Regions from separate parts of the Homo sapiens genome. Here region 1 is linked to region 2. A link is a loop called in an ENCODE intact Hi-C map of the cell type or tissue named here. Cell type or tissue: IMR-90. All regions are shown on one strand. Each heading gives the region's core, and the rest is flanking DNA. Links, peaks and the distances in the headings are about the cores only.

The links. A loop is a pair of places that touch in the nucleus more often than their neighbours do. Peaks named below come from ENCODE experiments on the same cell type or tissue, not always from the same donor. Only the 100,000 strongest peaks of a DNase experiment are listed, where the experiment ranks them.
Region 1: it touches region 2 in a loop (4-fold over the local background); 4 of 110 quality-filtered maps call a loop at or near these places.

What each region holds. Positions count from the first base shown.
Region 1 is chrX:74,546,100-74,555,768 of GRCh38, reverse strand. No RefSeq gene overlaps it. Among named protein-coding and RNA genes, the nearest start is that of RLIM, 64 kb to the left of the region's middle. In IMR-90, for the core only: a CTCF peak has its summit at 5,263 (motif pointing right); a DNase peak (open chromatin) is centred at 5,288; H3K4me3 peaks cover 218 bases.
Region 2 is chrX:74,417,753-74,427,421 of GRCh38, reverse strand. It overlaps SLC16A2 (solute carrier family 16 member 2), which reads right to left and starts at 5,929. Exons shown (of 6, transcript NM_006517.5): 1 at 5,355-5,929. The coding sequence starts at 5,784. LOC105373252 (a long non-coding RNA gene) reads left to right here and starts at 6,774. Exons shown (of 2, transcript XR_007068267.1): 1 at 6,774-7,116. In IMR-90, for the core only: a CTCF peak has its summit at 4,215 (motif pointing right); DNase peaks (open chromatin) are centred at 4,661 and 5,981; H3K4me3 peaks cover 3,396 bases; H3K27ac peaks cover 3,396 bases.

The DNA of each region.
Region 1 (9,669 bases), core at 723-8,722, 130 kb before region 2:
TTATTTGCATCCAGGATCCTAAATATTCACAGGAGTTTTTCCCATAGTTTTAAACATATAGGCTGCTGGAGTTCCCAATGGTGGCTGGCCAGTGACCATTACTTTAGTGGGTGAACTACCTAAAGCACTCACCTAAAGAAGTCAACTTCAGAGTGTAACAATAGAGCAGGTGTTCCTGCTTAGAACATAAGAATTAAGGTCTACCTGCAAACCAGATGGATTGCCCTATTTAAAGAAAATAAAACCTCCTAGATCTCAACCTAAAAGGAGATCTTGGATCCAAGAATGCTTACCCAACTCTTTCCTACCATGCCAGAATTCAACTGGACCTTACAGCATCCTTGCTGGCACCTAGGCATTGATTGAGGCAGTAGAGGAAAAGAAATTGGGGACCACTTTGGATCCTATTCTCATCACCAGAAATGTTAACAAAATGACTATGAGATCTACAGAGGAAGAAAAAATGAGAAAACTTTTATTTTCAGAGCAACAGTCTGCAGAATGGAGAATGTAGCCTCCAGGGAAACTGTGAGTATGCATTCTACAGAAGGGAAGGAAACAGCAGCATTTAAGCCTTCCAGGACTTGTCTTACATGTATATTCATCAGGTTTGGTAATATCTATAAAATTTACAGGGAAAGTCAAGCACATGTGCAGTGAGTTAACATATGTAATATACATATTATGTTCACTTTGGGATGGGGTTTTAACATTAAAATAAGGTTGTTACAGGTAGTTAGGCATAAGCAGGGCAGGAGAGGGCTCTCCCCTCAACCCACCAGGAATGTCAGGCAACCATCAGGTGATGGCTCAGCAGTTACCACACCGCCTCTCTAAAAATGACAATTTGGCAGCCGGTGCCAGGGAGAGACAATCTCCTGAAGGTCCACAGCTGTCACACTAAAGTGTTAATTGAACACAAGTGCCAGGGAGAGGCAACTTCCCAAACAGATAAAAACACTTGAGATTGGTAATTGGCTTTCAGTAAAATCTCAGGAGTTGGGCGAGTGAGCCTGGGCATGTGCATTAAGAGACAAAATGGTGGATTCCACCAGAAAAGGGAAGAAAGCCTCAGATGGGCACGCATACAACTTCCTAAACACACTGCGCATGCTCACTTCCCAAGCATAAGGGCATTGCGCATGAGGGCAGCCCACCCTAAGGGAAGAATCATGGGAAAGGGGTACAAGACGCCGAAGGTGGGCCCGCATATAAAGTCCTAGCATCAAGGTTAAATGCTGCACTTGTCCTTCAAGTTGCTTGCTTGGGTCTCTTCCAAGTGTACTTTCTTTCTTTCCTGCTCTAAAGCTTTTTAAATAAACTTCCACTTCTGCTCTGAAACTTGCCTCAGTCTCTTTTTCTGCCTTATGCCCCTCAGTTGAATTCTTTCTTCTGAAGAGGCAAGAATTGAAGTTGCTGCAGACCTGTACAGATTTGCCACTGATAACTCAGATACCTTCTAACCCAACAAGGTGGAATTTGCCTTTTTAAGTCAACAGGTGAACTATAGGGCACAAAGACATTTTGTGCACAGTCTCTGTAAACTGGCTGGAACTGGTTTAGGGTCTTTAGCTGTTTATCAGGAATGAATTTTTGTAAGGTTAATCTATCCAGTTGGTGCCACTGGCAGGATCCTCAAGGCAGACGTGTCCCAGTTGGCTGGTGGTCAGGCAGTCCACAGGGGTCAGTTGGGCAGTGTTTTGTTAGAACATGTTCCTGCCTACTTGTAGGAAGGAAAACCTTATGGCATTTAACAAACCTTATAGTATTTAACAAACCTTATAGTAATTAACAATGTAGGAGTACATGACTAATCCCTTTTCCTTGCCATGGTGGCTTACTTTTTCTCTTTTTTAGAGACAGAGTCTTGCTCTGTCATCCAGGCTGGAGTGCTGTGGCATGATCATAGCTTACTGCAGCCTTAATCCTGGGTTCAAGCAATCCTCCTGCAACAGCCTCCTGAGTGCATGGCTAGGACTACAGGTGTGTGCCACCATGTCTGGGTAATTTTTTATTTTTGTAGAAACAGGGTCTCACTGTTTTGCCCAGGTTGGTCTTGAACTCGTGGGCTCAAGCCATCCTCCCACCTCAGCCTCCTGTGCTGTTGGGATTATAAGTGTGAGCCACCGTGGCCCGCTGTGGCCACTTAATTTTCTCTCAAATCTCTCATCTCAGCCACAGAGTCCATCTCATCTGTAAGCTGGCATTATAATGTTGATACCTTTATTTATTTTTATTTTTTTATTTTTTATGTTTTTTTGAGACAGAGTCTCGCTCTGTCGCCCAAGCTGGAGTGCAGTGGTGCCATCTCGGCTCACTGCAACCTCTGCCTCCTGGGTTCAAGCAATTCTCCTGCCTCAGTATCCCAAGTAGCTGGGATTACAGGCGCATGCCACCACAGTCAGCTAATTTTTGTATTTTTAGTAGAGACAGGGTTTCACCAGGTTGGCCAGGATGGTCTTGATCTCCTGACCTCGTGATCCGCCCGCCTCGGCCTCCCGAAGTGCTGGAATTACAGGCGTGAGCCACCGCACCCAGCATGTTGATACCTTTAACTCCTGATTTCCTCTTAGCAATTTTCCATCCTCTGACCTCCATCCTGGTCCTTGGCTGTAAAGTCCCACTGGCCCATGCTGTATTTGGAGTTGAGCCCAATCTCTCTCCCCGACTGCAAGACCCCGTTGCAGTGGTTCTTATACCTATCACGATGGTCCTGAATAAAGTCTTCCTTACCATGCTTGAATAAGTATAATTGAATACTTTTTAAAATACACACACAGAGGCCGGGTACGGCGGCTCATGCCTGTAATCCCAGCACTTTTGGAGGCCGAGGCAGGTGGATCACTTTAGGTCAGGAGTTTGAGACCAGCCTGGTCAACATGGTGAAACCCCAACTCTACTAAAAATATAAAAATGGCTGGGTGCGGCGGCTCACGCCTGTATCCCAGCACTTTGGGAGGCTGAGGTGGGCGGATCACCTGAGGTCGGGTGTTTGAGACCAGCCTGATGAATATGGAGAAACCCCAACTCTACTAAAAAAAAAAAAAAATACAAAATACAAAATTAGCTGGGCATGGTGGCACATGCCTGTAATCCCAGCTACTCGGGAGACTGAGGAAGGAGAATCACTTGAACCCGGGAGGCGGAGATTGCGGTGAACCGAGATCACGCCATTGCACTCCAGCCTGGGCAACAAGAGCAAAACTCCGTCTCTAAATAAATAAATAAATAAATTTAAAGAAATAAAAAAATTAGCTGGGCGTGGTGGCAGGCACCTGTAATCCCAGCTACTCAGGAGGCTGAGACAGGAGAACCGCTTAAACCCGGGAGGCGGAGGTTGCAGCGAGCAGAGATCACGCCATTGCACTCCAGCCTGGGCAACAGAGCGAGACTCTGTCTCAAAAACAAACAAACAAAAACAAACAAACAAAAAAAAAAACACGTGGGAGACACCCAAGGAAAAATGAGTAAAATGAGTAAAAATGAATTTGTTCAACTGAAACAAAGAAAGTGGGGTTGGGGTGGAGGGTGCGGTAATGGGGAGGTAACCAGGAAAAGGACAGTAAACAAGGGTAAGGTTTGTAATGCAGATTTAAGTTGATGTCTTCCCTATTGATAAGAATCTCTCATGATTTAGTCATCCTTCTTTTCTTGGTACTGAGGGAGAGACACCCTTGCAAATGAAGATTTTCTTTATAGATGTAAATTTCCCTTATAAAAGGGTAACTTCTACTCTGTATTCAGAGCTTCTCTTGCATCTGCAGTTTCTCAAAACAATCAGCTCAAAATAATCCTTATGCCAAAAAAGGCATACTTTTGAGTGGCATATTCTAGTCTTCTACAATCATATTTTGTGGTGGCATATTCTAGTCTTACACTGTCTTCTCAAGTGGCTGTATCATTATGCATTCCACAAGCAATGAATGAAAGTTTATGGTTTGTCATTGTTTTAGTTCAGCAGGTCTAATAAATAGCAGTTTCAACAAGTGTGCAGTGCTATCTCATTGTTCGTTTGTTTTTTTAGACCGAGTCGCACTCTTGTTTCCCAGGCTGGAGTGCAGTAGCGCGATCTCGGCTCACTGCAACCTCCACCTCCCGGGTTCAAGCGATTCTCCTGCCTCAGCCTCCCGAATAGCTGGGATTACATGCATGCGCCATCACACCCGAACAATTTTTGTATTTTTAGTAGAGACGGGGTTTCGACATGTTGGCCAGGCTGGTCTCGAACCCCTGACCTCAAGTGATCTGCCCACCTCGGCCTCCCAAAGTGTTAGGATTACAAGCGTGAGCCACTTGCGCCTGGCAGTGCTGTCTCGTTGTTGTAATTTGCAATTCGCTAATGATATGTGATATTGAGCATCTTTCTGTATGCTTATTTGCCATCTGCATACCTTATTTGGCGAGGTGTCTCTTTATATCTTACCCATTTTTAATTGGGTTGTCTTATTTTTTAGTTTTGAGAGTTCTTTGAGTATTTTGAATACAAATCCTTTCTCAGATATGTATTTTACAAATATTTTGTCCTGTCTGTGGCTTCTGTTTTCATTCTTTGAACATGGTCTATCACAGACATGTGTAACATTTTTAATGTTATAATATCCATATTATTAACTTTTGTGCGTGGATCAGCTCTTGGCATTGTATGTTAAATCTCATCACCAAACCCAAGGTCACGTAGATTTTCTTCTATGTTTTCTTCTAGAATTTTGATAGTTTTGCATTTTTAATTTGTCTACGGACTATTCTGAGTAAATTCTTGCATAAATTGTAAAATTTGTATCTATGTTCATTTCATTCCATATGGTTTCAAATGACTTGTTCCTTCAGCATTTTTGTTAAAGACCGGGATAGTGGGCTCCATTTTAGTTTGAATTTCCAAAATTACGGCACTGAATAATATGCACATTGAATTTTTTTTTTTTTTTAATTTGAGATGGAATCTCACTTTGTTGCCCAGGCTGGAGTGCAGTGGCACCATCTCGGCTCACTGCAACCTCCACCTGCTGGGTTCAAGCGATTCTCTTGCCTCAGCCTCCGGGGTAGCTGGGATTACAGGCGCGCACCACCACGGCCGGCTAATTTTGTATTTTTAGTAGAGACGGGATTGCACCATTTTGGCCAGGCTGGTCTCGAACTCCGTACCTCTGGTGATCCACCTGCCTCTGCCTCCCAAAGGGCTGGGATTACAGGCTGCACATTGAATTTAATTGATTCAGCAGGACAGCCAGGAGGGGGCGCACGGCTACCGCTACACAGTGAGCGCTGAGAATCTCGCACTGTCTCTGGTGGCCAGCAGGGGGCGCGCGAACCCGCCTTTTCTGACCCCATGAAGCGCCTTGTGTTCCGCTTATGGAGTTCAGCACCAAGCCCACTTCAAAGACAAGAGTTTCGTTTTCCTCAGCACAGACCTAAGGGGGCACCGTCTCACTTTAGGACAACTGGAGACAACGTCAATGGTGAATAAAAACCTTCCTGTTCGCAGCCGTGACTACTGAGGGGCAGTAAGTCTTCAGAGTACCCAGGAGAGGAAGGGCTTCAAGTGGAAAATTGGAAATAAAAAATCCTACTGTTTCCACCATACCTCAAGGTTCTTCTCCACAACCAAGGTGTAGTGGCCAGTAACATTATGTCCACACAGTGGCCTCTTAATACTAAAGTAACATTCAGACTCCTAGAAGAGCAATTGGTTTCACAGCTTTGGCTGATGTGGATTTGGGTCAGGCTTAGCCTCTATAACAAAGTTTGATATTGTTTCTGCTTTACTGAAATGATATTGACATGGTTGTTTTAAAAAAGTAGTTTACTTCCTAATAATTTCATACTTGTAGAAAACCTGCAATAGCAGTACAAAGTACTCTTTATCCTTTCTTTTAGATTCCCCAGTGGTTATTGCTGTATCAGATTCCCAATTTCACACAAAATACTCCAGTATATTTTACCCAAAGCAGGGACACTCTCCTAGGTAACCATCACATAATCCCCAAATCAGGAAGTACATGATTTCTACCTGACATTCCAATCTGCAGACCCATTTCACTTCACCACCTGCCTCAACTGGGAGAAAAAATGTCTTTTTCCATTCAGGTCCAGTTTTCTTTTTCTGGAACTGTTCCTGAGACTGTCCCTCAGTTTCACAACCTTGGTAGATCTAAAGAGCAGAGGTGACTCCAAACTAGATTTGCCCAGTGTTTCCTCCTGAGCAGACGCGGACCCTGCATTCCTGGCAGAAACACTCTGGCCTGATGCTATGGTCTCCTCAGTGCAGTCCACTGGGAGGAGCACAGATTCACCTGCCCACCATTGGTGAACTCAACTTGATAATGGCAAAATACTGATTCACAAACATACATCTCATTATGTCATTTTTTTTTTGATGGAGTTTCACTCTTGTTGCCCAGGCTGGAGTGCAATGGTGTGATCTTGGCTCACCGCAACCTCTGCCTCCTGGGTTCAAGTGAATCTCCTGCCTCAGCCTCCCGAGTAGCGGGGATTACAGACATGTGCCACCACACCTGGCTAATTTTTGTATTTTTAGTAGAGACGGGGTTTCTCCATGTTGGTCAGGCTGGTCTAGAACTCACGACCTCAGGTGGTCCACCTGCCTTGGCCTCCCAAAGTGCTGGAATTATAGGCATGAGCCACGGTGCCCAGCCCATGTCACTCTTCTGGTTTAACTTTGGCAATGGTTTCCCACTGGCCACAGGGCTTGAAAAATACATTCAGCTCTCCATATTAGCAGATTCCACATCCATAACCAAACAAGGATCAAAAACATAGTATTTGTGGGATGTGAAACCCACATATATGGAGGGCCAACTTTTTGTATCCACGGATTTCACAGGGCTCACTGCAGGACTTGAGTGCGTGTGGATTTTGGTATTGGTAGGAGTCCAGGAACCAATCCCCCATGGATACTGAGGGATGACTGTAGTTTCATATTACTATTATTTTGTTAAGGTTTACTACATCTATGTTTAGAAGGGATATTGTTCTGTAGTTTTCTGTCCTTGTGATGTCATCCCTTTGTTTGATATGTTTGTTTTGATCTGGGGTTGGGGTTGGATATAGTATTTAGGCTGTTTAGGATTAGAGGGTTAGGATTTAGATTTTAGGGGTTAAGGTATAAACAGGTTTGAGGTTTAGAGTTAGGGTTAGGTGTAGGGTTGAGGCTGGGGCTAGGGCTAGGGTCAGGGTTTAGGGGTTAAGGGGATAAGGCTAAAGGCCAGGTGCAGTGGCTCAGGTCTGTAATCCTGGCACTTTGGGAAGCTGAGATGGGTGGATTGCTTCAGTCCAGGAGTTCAAGACCAGCCTGGGCAACATGGCGAAACACTATCTGTACCAAAAAAAATTACTTTTAATGCAAAATCTGCAATTACTTCTGCACCGACCTAAATACAAAAAATTAGCTGGGGCCACGTGCAATGGCTCACACCTGTAATCCCAGCACTTTGGGAGACCAAGGAATTTGAGAATCTTGAGGCCAGGATTTTGAGACTAGCCTTGCCAACATGGTGAAACCCCGTGTCTACTAAAAATACAAAAATTAGCCAAGAGTGCTGGTGCACGCCTGTAACCCCAGTGACTTGGGAGGCTGAGGCATGAGAATTGCTTGAACCCAGGAGGCGAAGGTTGCAGGAGCCGAGATCGTGCCACTGCACTCCAGCCTGGGTGACAGAGTGAGACTCTGTCTCAAAATAAATAAAATAAAATAAAATAAAATAAAAATTAGCCATGCATGGTGGTGTGGACCTGTAGTCTCAGCTCCTTGGGGGGCTGAGGCAGGAGGATCACTTGAACCTGGGAGGTTGAGGCTGCAGTGAGCCAAGATCACGACACTGCACTCCAGCCTTGGTGACAAAGTGAGACCTTGTCTAAGGAGAAAAAAAAAAAAAAAGCTAGGTTTAGGGTTTTGGCTACAGCTACAGCTAGGGTTAGGATTGTTTCACTATTGCCTTCCCTTCTCTCACCGTTACCTTGTGGGTTAACTAGCATTCCCCCTAGGCTAACACCTTGCCTCTCTACTACATTTCCACCTGGTCCTATCCTTCTCTGGTCCTTCCACTCTTGTCTGGATTGTGGATCACCAAGTATTTACATGTATTTCAGAGGCTGCTCTGTGGAGCTGAAAGTCTCAGGGAGGAGAAAAGTGCACAAATTTGCACTCACCCCAGCTTACTCCTGTCATGCAGATATCTTTGCCTGTCTCCACTGTCACCTGCTCTGATAGTTGAGTCCACATCCACAGGGCCTATTTCTCCATCTGCAAGAGGAAGTGATCTCTAAGGCCTTTCTGGTGTAACCCCACCAGTGAGCTCTCCCAGGTGCACCCTCACCATTCTGCTCTCCTCCACCTACCCCCACAGTGTTGTACAGCCTCTGAGTCCCAGGACCTTGGCTGGGCAGGAAGCAGCAGGATCATGACCAGATACTGCCAGTCAAGGCCAGTCATGGCAGGTCAAATCTGGTAACAACAACAACAACAAAAAAAAGTGAAGACCCATCAAGGTCAGTCTAAGCCAGCCAAGGCCTGTCAAGACTGGTCAACGTCAGTCAAAAGTGGTCAAGACCAGTCAAAACTAGTCAAAGCTGGCCATGGCTGGTCTAATCTGGTAAAAGCCAGTCAACTCCAGTCAAGGCTAGTCATGACTAGTTAAGACCAGTTGAGGTTTGTGAAAGCTAGTCACAACTGGTTATTGTCAGTCACAGCTGGTGAAGTCTGATTATGGCTGGTCAAGGCCAGTCAAAGCTGGTCATGGCTGGTCAAGACAGGCCAAATCCAGCATGGTTGATCAAAGCCAGTCATGGCTGGCCAAGGCTGGTCATGGCTGGTCAAGATAGGCCAAAGCCAGTCACAGTTGGTCAAGGCCAGTCATAGCCAACCAAAGCTGGTCACAGGTAGCAAAGGCCAATCACAGTTGTTTAAGACCAGCCACGGCTGGTTAAAACTGGTCCAGGCCAGTCAAAGCCAGTCACAGCCAGTAAATACAGGACAAAGCTGGACACAGCTGGTCTAAGCCGATCAAAATCAGCCAATTCTGGCCAAAGCCAGTCATGACCAGTCAAAGCCAGTCACATGTGGTCAAGACCAGTCATGGCTGGTAAAAACTGGTCAATTCTAGTCAAAGCCAGTTATGGCTCATGAAGGCCAGTCACGACCAGTCAAAGCTGGTCATGGCCAGTGTAAGCCAGTCAAAATTGGTTAAGCTCTGTTATGACTGGTCACAGCTGGTCACAGCTGGTCTAAGCTGATCAAAACCAGTCAATTGTAATCAAAGCTGGTCACAGCCAGTCATGGCCAATCAAGACAAGCCATGGCTGGTTAAAAACTGTTCAGGCTGGTAAAAGCCAGTCACAGTAGTCACGACTGGCAGAGACCAGCCAAAGCTGGTCATGGCTGGTCTAAGCCAGTCAAAACTGGTTAAGGCCAGTTACAACTGGTTAAGGCTGGTCACAGCTGGTTAAAACTGGTCCAGGGCATCAAAGCCAGTCAAAGCCAGTGAAGACTGATCAAATCTAGCCACAGCTGGTCAAGACAAGCCAAAGCTAGTCATGGCTGGTCAAGGATGGTCACAGTAGGTCCAAGCCAGTTACAGCTGGTCAGGGCCAGTCAAGACCAGTTAAGGCCAGTCAGAGCTGGTCACAGTCAGTCTGCCAGTTGTGGATGATCAA
Region 2 (9,669 bases), core at 1,007-9,006:
CAGCTAAGCCCTGACGCTGCAGTTGACCAGGGATTGTGGGCATCTAATGGGCCTTCTCCAGGATCACAGTAGCAACCCTCCCCAACCCCACCACAGCAGGATCCAGGCAGTGGCCCTGAGCCAGCTATCAAAACGCCCTGTTTGAAGACCTCTGAAGGGAACCTCATTTAGGAATCCGTTTCCTCTGCTAGCTGGAAGTAACAGCAAACCAAGGTCACACTGACTATGCATTTCTGAGAAATAAGACTGTGCTGTGGGAAATTCAGTTTCAGAAGAGGGGTCCAAACTGAGGCTTGAGGAAATGTTTATAATTTAATACTTTTGAGGAACAGGTTCAAACGCTGGAAAACAGCAGCATACAGACCCACCCTGCTTGCCTGCCAAATCCAGGGAGTTCTCTTGGAGACCCAGCTCTATACCAATCAGGACACTCTGGAAGAAGCAGCTCCACATGCAGGGTTGCCCTTACATACTAGGTAAAAAGGATTGGGTAATTTTTAAACACATCTATACCCATGGGCAGCCCCATAGTCTTTAAATACAAATGACGTGGGGAAATGATGTATATAGGGCTTTTCCTTGCTTTCCCAATCTTCTCCCAATCCATCCTCACTGTCATTCAGGCAGCTTAACGAACTTTTATTTACTTAAATGAGTCAAAATGTATGACATATGAATAGTAAAGAATAAGATATCACATAATTTTAGAAGGATAGAATGGTAGGGCTAGAAAGTTTATTTAGTCAAACCCTCTCATTTTATAGATAGATAAACTGACATACAGAGAGGTGAAGTGCCTGTCCAAAGTCACAGAATAAGTTAGGGGCACAAGTTGTCTAAGTCACAGTTACTGCCTAGCTGGTATCACTGAGACTGCCAGCTTTGGGGAGTCCAGATTTGGCCCTGGGTCTTGCTTTTTTAGACTTAGAATGAGCATTTGAGGCCACTGTACAGTGATCCAGGCATCCAGCCTCAACCAGCTACCCCAACTCAAACAAGCATCCTCCTGGTTGGCCTCCAAATGACCCAATCTCTTATTCTCATCCCTTTCAGTATCAGTCATGGTCATAGTTCAAGATCCCATTTGGTTGGAAAGGGGGCAGGGGAATGACGTGAGAGATGCCTGGCCAAGGGCTGTGTGGCTTGAAGCACCACAGCAGGCGCTAAGCCAACCTGATCTAGCTCTGCTGGACAGTAGTCAAGAGCCTTCAGCTGAAGTCAAGAGATTGGCAGATTTGCTCAAAATACACTTTGCTCCCAAAGTCAGCAATTTAGTGTTACAGTCCAGTGAGACACTGAACCAAGCAATGAAAACCCCTAAGGTGAGAAGGAGAAAGACAGCCTACTCTACCTGGCCCCACCCAACCTTGGGACTCTTGGTTCACCCAAAGGCAGAGTGTATCATTCTTCCCCATGCCTAGAAAATTCTGTTTCCATCAGAGTGGACCATCAGCCTGAACTATCTTGTGCCTAGTAGTGAACCTTCCTGACCATTGTCCCTTTCTCTGGTGATGAGAGCCTCAGCCTTGACCCCCCTTGGGAGCTTACAAGGACCATGCTTATAAACTGCCCAGTAAAACAAAAATGCCTTCCATATTTTTTGGCTCAATGGTGGACCGGCAGTCAAGTTTTACTCTGGAGTACTTTTAAAAAGACTTAAGCATAGAGCCAATGTTAGCAACTCTGGCTTGTTCTGCCTTGTCCTCTGAACTCCCAACCCTAACCCTATTGCAGGTCCAACTCACTTAGGGTCCCAATATTGAGCTGGGGCCTACAATCAATGGCGTCTTGCTTCTCTTTCCCCTCTTTCCTCCAAAAGGCTTCCCTACCACCCCAAGAAGCTATGCTTGGGCCTTTACTTTCCACAGAATTGCCTGGTTGCCTCCTGTCCTGTCTGCTGTTTGGTCTGGGTTGGGGAACTCACAAATTTCCCATGATCTTGGCAAGAAATACAGGCTCATTTCCCTCCTGATCTTTTTCCTTTTTTCACTAAACCAGAGTTTGATCACTTGCCTCCCTCTCAGGGACCTTTTGCCTGCCAATCCACCCAAGCCTAGGACCCAGGGAAAGTTGGCTTTCCTCCAAAACTGGTGAAGAGAGGGGATAAGATATACAGCTGGTGACACCACAAAACTGTATACATCAAAGGGTCCACAAAAACTGCACATTGCATGCTCTAGTAAGGCCTGAATCCCATATCCCTTCTAACTTCTGTGGCTTTTTCCCATGCCCAGAGGCACTCTGATGTGGAGCTGTTCCTCAAACATCAAAACTACCTTTCTTCCCAGCTACTTGGGAGGCTGAGGCAGTAGGACTGCTGGAGGCCAGGAGTTTGAGACCAGCCTGGGCAACATAGCAAGAGTCTGTTTTTAAATAAATAAATAAATAAATAAAAATTAGCCAGGTGTGGTGGCGCATGCCTGTAGTTCTAGCTACTTGAGAAGCTGAGGTGGGACGATTGCTTGTGCCCAGGAGTTTGAAGGTGTCGTGAAATATGACTGCGCCACTGCACTCCAACCTGGTCAACAGAGCAAGATCCCATCTCTAAAAATAAAGTATAAGAAACTACCTTTCTGTGGGGCTTCCTCACAACAATCCCAATCATCTGCAGGACCTTCCACCCATTAAGCCACTCAACACAGCTTTAGGTCTGTGAAGATATTAGGCCTAGTCAAAGAGAAATTGGGTTACGAGGTGCCTCCAAACACCAAATTCATAGACTCTTAGAGATGGAAGTCATGTCAGATATTAATAAAAATGGACGATGCACCAAATTCCTTGAGCGTGGGGGTGTACATTCTGTTTCTCCCAGAATGGCTATTGGACAAATACTGGCTGATAAAAATGACACAAACTTCTATTAGCTTCTTCTATCCCTTTGAGACACCAGTGCTGTGGCACAGACGGCTGGGAAATTTTGAGTAAACAGCAGAAAGTGTCTGCAGGCAAAGACATTCAGAATCTCAGGATCTGAATGGTTGCTTGGGAAAGTTGAAGAGCTCAGCAAAGGTAGTACTGAGGATGAGATTTTCTAGGAGCTCCATGTGATAGGGTGTTCCTGACTTTTCCAAAATAAAAACTGTGGTGTCCCTAAGAACCTCTAGTATAAAAAATAATGTCAGTGAGTTCAAGATACACCACAGCAAGGACCCAAGCCAAAGTATTCTGAGACCCTAGGGACATACCAAATTCCTTTCTGTTTCTTCCTGACCTATACTCACTATAATTTAAACCAGTGACCTCAGCCCCTCAGTGAACCTGGTCTGTGTCAGAGTATGCACTAGCCACACCTCTGCATAGCCAACTGCACCCCCACCACCACCCCCACCCTCTAGCTGCACTGTGAGGTCTTGACCGGAAAGTCCCAGCCAGCCCTCCCCCTGAGTCCCCTATGATCACCTACTTTGAAGTCTGTTCCCCAGCAGTGAGCCTCTTCCTGGTAAAATAGTGGTTTTTCCAAGTTTTATTATACACTCCTAAGATCACAGCTCTAGGCCTCCTCACACCATATAAATGCCAGGGCCTAGCTTCAGCCTAGCCTCTACTGCTTCTCATCAAGTTTCACTCAGACTTTGCCACTCACTGATCCTGAAGGCCAACAGCCTGCCTTCAACCACAGGGCAATGCTCAGCAGGTGCCCTTGGAGGTAACCTAGGCAACAGCATGAGTCCCTACACTGCCTGCTTTCCCAGGAGCCCCTGAACTGCATCAAAGCAGGGAAAAAGGTGGTCCCAGGGGTGACTGTGGCAGCCATCTTCCCCGCAGAAGTTGCTCTACACTGTCCCAGGACCCCTCCATTCCAGCATCACAGTGGGCCTGGGTAGTCAAGAGACTTCCTTTGACAACCACTGACGCACTATCTTCATCGGGGCCTGCACACCGCTGCTGTGCCAATGGATCACAAGGTCTGAGGCACCAAGATCCCCAAAGCCCCTTCTGCCAGGGAAGTCCAGCAAAGCTGCAAACTAAAACCACAAGTCCTGGAGAGGGCCCAGGGAATCCACAGGTGGACACTCCAGAATTCAAGGTTTCTATGTTCACTTAATAATTCCCAGGTCCCCTCAAATGGCAGTAGAAATATGTGGGGGTTGGAGGTTGGCGAGAGGATGGAACTCCTCAGTCCGAGGGCAACACTGCGAAAAGCCACATATTCTGAGTTGTGAACTTGGGGCTGGTGGCAAGAGTCGAGCTGTCCTGAGGAGCCACGAGAGGGAGCAAGCCTTGCCAGAGAGGGCATCCCAATCCCCCGTCTTCGTCTGAATCCCTCACCAGAACTGCTGAGGGATTTCGCCAGCGGCTTTGCTGGGAAAGCGAGATGGTTCCTCTGACTTCTCCCAGCTCACAGGCGGCCTCAATGAGAAGAGCGCACACGCCTGGGGTCTTGCGTCCACTGGCCTGGAAAGCGAGGGCTATGCCCCCCAACTCTGTCTGAGATCAAGTCAGCTCCAGGGGAAAGCTGGAATGGCGGGTCTGGCACTCAGGCTGTAGGCCGAACGAGGCACCCCACCGGTAGCAGAGAGGCGCGGGTTGCCGGGGAAGGCAGGGCTGAAGTTGGGGGCGGTGCGGAGTGAGCAGCAGGGCCCAGCCTGCCTGCGGCCTCACGCCTCTCTGGCAGGAGACTGCGGAGACCGCCTCCCCGCCCGCTCTGGGGCTCGGCTCATAGGGCACGGAGATCCATTCACTCCCGCGGGGCGGCAGAGGACTGCCGGGCCCAGCTGGGCCGTAACGGCGGCGGCCAGAGACGCACTCACACCCCGACTCGAACTCCCTCCCTCCCTTTCTCTCTTGCAGACACGCACGCCTGCCATGTGTTTGACTCTTCGCTCATAGTCATCAGGATTCCTAAAGTGTTTTTAACAGAAAACACCTCCGTTTCCCCAAAGGAACCGGGGGGCTGCTGCGGAGATCAGCGGTACAGTGCTTCTCTCAGAGCCCGCCCCGCCTCTCAATTCTCTCCTCTCCTCATGACTTCTCCCCACCTCCAAAAAAAAAAAAAGTCCTGCAAATATTTTCCCCCAGCACACAGGGGCAAAGGTACCTTAAACCTGAAAGGTGCATTTAGATTTGTCCCAGGGCAAAAAAAAGTCCATTGCTTGCCAAGGATCAATGAATGTCCCAGTTCGTACCCCCGGGACGCCTTGCACCTAGTCTCCCCAGTCCAAGCTGCCCAAAGCCCCGCAACCCGCACCCTAGGAGAGCCATGGAAAGGGGCAAGGGGCAAGGGGTAAGGGGTAAGGGGAGGAGTCGGAGAGGCGCGTTGGAGGGGCGCCTCGGACCGGGAGGTATGGGGTCGGTGGCAGCGGGAGCGGCCAACCTTGCCCAAAATGCCAAGTGGGGCGTGCGGGGCCACTCACCTGCTTGGAACTCCACTTGGCGATTTTTTTCCTTTTCCTCCTCTAGCAGCATGGAGTAGAGGATCCCGACAGAGTTATGGATGCCGAAGATGGAGCCGTTGCACCAGGTGGCAGCGAACACCACCACCCAGCCGAAGCCACCTTCGGGAGGCTGGAAGCCGCGCGCGGTGCCGCGGGTCTCTACCGTAGGCGTGGGCTCGGGTTCGTGCACCCGCTCGGACTCGAACTCCAGCTCCGGCAGGGGTGCGGGGTCCGGTAGGGGCTGGGGCTCCGGCTGGGGCTCGGGCGGGGGCACTGGCACGGGCTCGGGCTCGGGCTCAGGCTCCGGCTCAGACTCCGGCTCTGGGCTACCCACCGGCTCCTGCTGTTCCTGGTCTGCCTCCTGCCAGGGCCCCTTTGCTTCCTCGCTCGCCTGGCTTTGCAGCGCCATCGCGGCGGGGGGACTGTGGCTGCTTGGGCCAGAGGAGCCGCTTTGTGGCTGGTACTTGTTTCTGCTGCTGCAGCTGCTGCTGCTCGGAGGGCTGCTGCTGCCGCTGCCGCTGCCTCCTCCTCCAGGCTCCGCGCCCCAGCTGGCCAGCCCGTCCCGCGACAGACGGTCCCTCGAGCCCTCTCCTCCTCCTCCCACGTCCAACCCCCCTCCTCCTCTCCCCATGTCATCTCTCTCTCCTCCCCCTCCTCCACACCCCCCACCTCTTCCTCCCTCAACAGGCAGCCGCTACAGCCTCGCTCTTCTCCCCAGCCCTTCCTCCTCCTTTTACTCGCCTACCTACTCCAGCCGCCACTGCCTCCCCCAGCTCCCTTCCCAAACTACTGAACCCTGTTCTTGCCCGGATGCCCGTTAGAGGAAAAGTTAAAATGGAAAAAAGGAAGCACAAACTATCCTGTTCTCCTGCCCTCTTTTCCCCGCAGGCTCTAGAACCGACACTGATCAACCCCGAGCCTCGGGAAGACCCCTCCTATTTTTTGCTCCCATACCCTCCTTCCTCACAAGCAGCCCGCAACTGAGGTGGCACCGGGGACCCTAGGACGACAGCTGGCCCGCGAGGAACCCCACCCTGCCCTCAGGAGCTCCCATGTCCCTCCTTGGACTTGAGGAGGACGACCTGAGGGGACAGCCTGGGCCTCGGACAGCGGGTGGACACAATCTTCTCGAGCCCGAGGACTCGGCCCCCCGCGGTCCTGCGCACCCCCGGGAGTCTCCCCCTGCCCCCGCTCTTCCCGGCAAATCCCTGGCGGCCTGGGAGGGGAGGAGGCGGCCATGCAGCGAGGCCCGCCCCTCCGGGCAGTCAATCAGGGCTTTGTTTGCGCCAACCTGGAGCCCGGAGGAGCCTCAGAGGGCCGGGTCTGGGCCGGGCCAGGGCCGGGCCGGGTCTGGGCCGGGCCAGGGCCGGGCCAGGGCCGAGTGTGGGCCAGGAGCCGGGCCAGGAAGGGAGGGAGGTGGCACCAGTGGGGGCCGGGCCCAGGCCCAGTCGGGAGCCGAAGCTCAGTTCAAGCTCCTCCCGACAATCTGTCCCGGACTTAGGAGGAACGAGTTGGAGTCGGGTCCAGCCGCCAGTTTGGGATTGGGCTGCCCCGCCCCCGATATCTCGGCTGGGCTGGTCCCTCAGGCCTCGGCCGCGGCTTTTCAGGTGCTGGAGACTCAGCGGAGCTGCAAGCGGACGGATGTCTTCCCAGCACCCACCGCCCCCTTCCGCCCACCTCAGGCATGCAGACATGGGAGTCCCACTGTATGTCGCAGACTGAGGCCCCAGCCCCACTGAGGGTAAGGGAGAGTTTGTTCCCCAGGAAGCGCGCCGGGTCAGGGAGAAGGAAAGGTGGGGGATCTGTCTTTCTGGTGGCCGGGCACTCAGCAGGGGTGCGCAGGGGTGCCCAGCCTCAGCCCTCAGGGCCCGCTCGGCGATACCGGGAAGCTCTGCCTCCCCTAAGGGTCTACGCGTCTAATGCACTAAACGTGAAGTCGTGGTGTCGTTACCAAGCTACTCGGCTTCCACGAGCGGGCGGGCGAGTGGCAAGACCTTTCTACCCTGCATCTCATTAACCCTCCTGATAAGTGAAAGACTGCATAGCCAGAGGTGATGCAGCTCCGGGGCTGCGTGGCTGCGCTAGATGCCTGTAAATACAGTCATTAAGCACCTGAGGGCTGGCGGAGCTGGGTGGAAGGATATAGACGTCCTGAGGGGCTTGCGCTGCCATATGAGAGGAATCAGCCAAATTCAAAAATCACAGGGCCACGCCACTCAGCAGGGAAGGCATTGCCCGAACAGAGCACGTCCCTTATTGCCCTAAGGTTTATTATTACCTGCTTTTTTGCACGAAAACTGAGGCTCAACGAGGTCAAGGCATTTATTAGCCTAAGATCATGGGCCAAGTCAAGGACAAGCTAGAATTCAAGGCAGGTCTCCATATAACGAGAAGCTTCATGCTCCCTGTGTTTCACCAAAAGAGTCTAGGATTTGAGGCTCCCTGGGAGGAGACAGAGGAGGGAAGGCAGGATCTGACTGCACTATCACAGTGGGCTTCTGGAAGAGGTGGTGTTCAAGATGGGCCTGGAATTTTTTTTTTCTTTTTGAGACAGTCTCGCTCTGTAGCCCAGGCTGGAGTACAGTGGCGCCATCTCGGCTCACTGCAACCTCCGATCCCTGGTTCAAGCGATTCTTCTGCCTCAGCCTCCCGAGTAGCTGGGATTACAGTCGTGCGCCACCACACCCGCTAAGTTTTGTATTTTTAGTAGAGATGGGGTTTCACCATGTTGGCCAGGCTGGTTTCAAACTCCTGACCTCAAATGATCCACCCGCCTCGGCCTCCCAAAGTGTTGGGATTACAGGCATGAGCCACCGTTCCTGCAAGGCCTGGAATGTTGAGTAGGATTTTAAAAGGCCAAGGGTAGGGGAAGGTGGTCCCCTACATCAGAGCATGCTTTGAGCTCAAAGCACAGAGCTATAGAGTCTACTCACAGAAAGAGGGAAGTGAAGGCTAATCAGGCCAGAAAGTTAATATGTATGCCGTCTGCCTCTCCTAGGAAACGTTTACATTTTAATAAAAATTCATAATGCTTCAGCTACGAGGAGTGACAAGTCATGGACACTATGGGCACCGGGGCTTAAGGTCTGCTTTTTAGTCAGGGGTCTCCCCATACATATGACCACCTGTTGCCCCAGGAGAACACTAGTTTGGTTTCCACTTGCAGGGAACCTGATTGAAGAAGACCCTAAAAATAGTTATTTCCTACCCCGGAACTAGGAATAGACCCTGGAATCTTGCATCCATCTAGATTCTTACTATCTTGAATTCTACTTCCCTCATTGTTTAAACTGGTTTTTAGATCACTGGAATGGGAGTATGGGTGGGTGATGACCCTCACTGAGAATCTCCTGTGAATCTAGCACTGTGCTAGGCCCTTTATATATGAGATCTTATATAATCTTCATAACATTACTATAAGATTGGGATGATTTGTTCCCATTTTGTAAATGAGGAAATGGAGGCTCCAAGAGGCTAAGTTACTTGTTTTAAGTCTACAAAGCTAGTAAGAGGTAGAACAGGGATCTTTGCTCATTTGTGTGGGTTTCAAAGTATGTGCCCCACCCAGAAGACAGAATTATGTAACTGCCATTTCACCATTCTAGTAACATATGCAGTACTACCATTTCTCCCCTCTTTAGAAGATACTTTATAACGGCTAAATCACTGGCATCAGGAGACCAGGGTTTTAACCTTGGTTCTACCGCTGCATGCCTGTATGATCCTAAGCAATTTCTTTTCCCTTTCTGAGCCTCAGTTTATCTGCAAACTACTTTGCAGAGTTACTAAATGCCATGCTAAGAGGTAAACGCTTTATTTTTGATATATAATACAAGATCACCACTGTTTTGAGTAGGAGAGTAACATCAGAACTGCATCTTAGAAAGAATATTGTGGTGACAGTTTAGATCAGGGGTCCCCAAACCGCTGGCCACAGACTGATACCAAGACCATGGCCTGTGAGGAACCAGGTCACACAGCAGGAGGTGAGCGGCAGGTGAGTGAGCATTACCACCTGAGCTCTGCCTCCTGTCAGATCTGCCGCAGCATTAGATTCTCATAGGAGTGCGAACCCTATTGTGAATTGCGCATGCAAGGGATCTAGGTTGCGCATTCCTTATGAGAATCTAACTGCTTGATGATCTGAGGTGGAACGGTTTCATCCTGAAACCATCCCCCTCAACCCCTGTCCCGTGGAAAAATTGTCTCCCACAAAACCAGTCCCTGATGCCAAAAAGTTGGCGACTGCCGGTTTAGATGATGGCATGGAAAGATAAGATGTAAGGAAACGAAC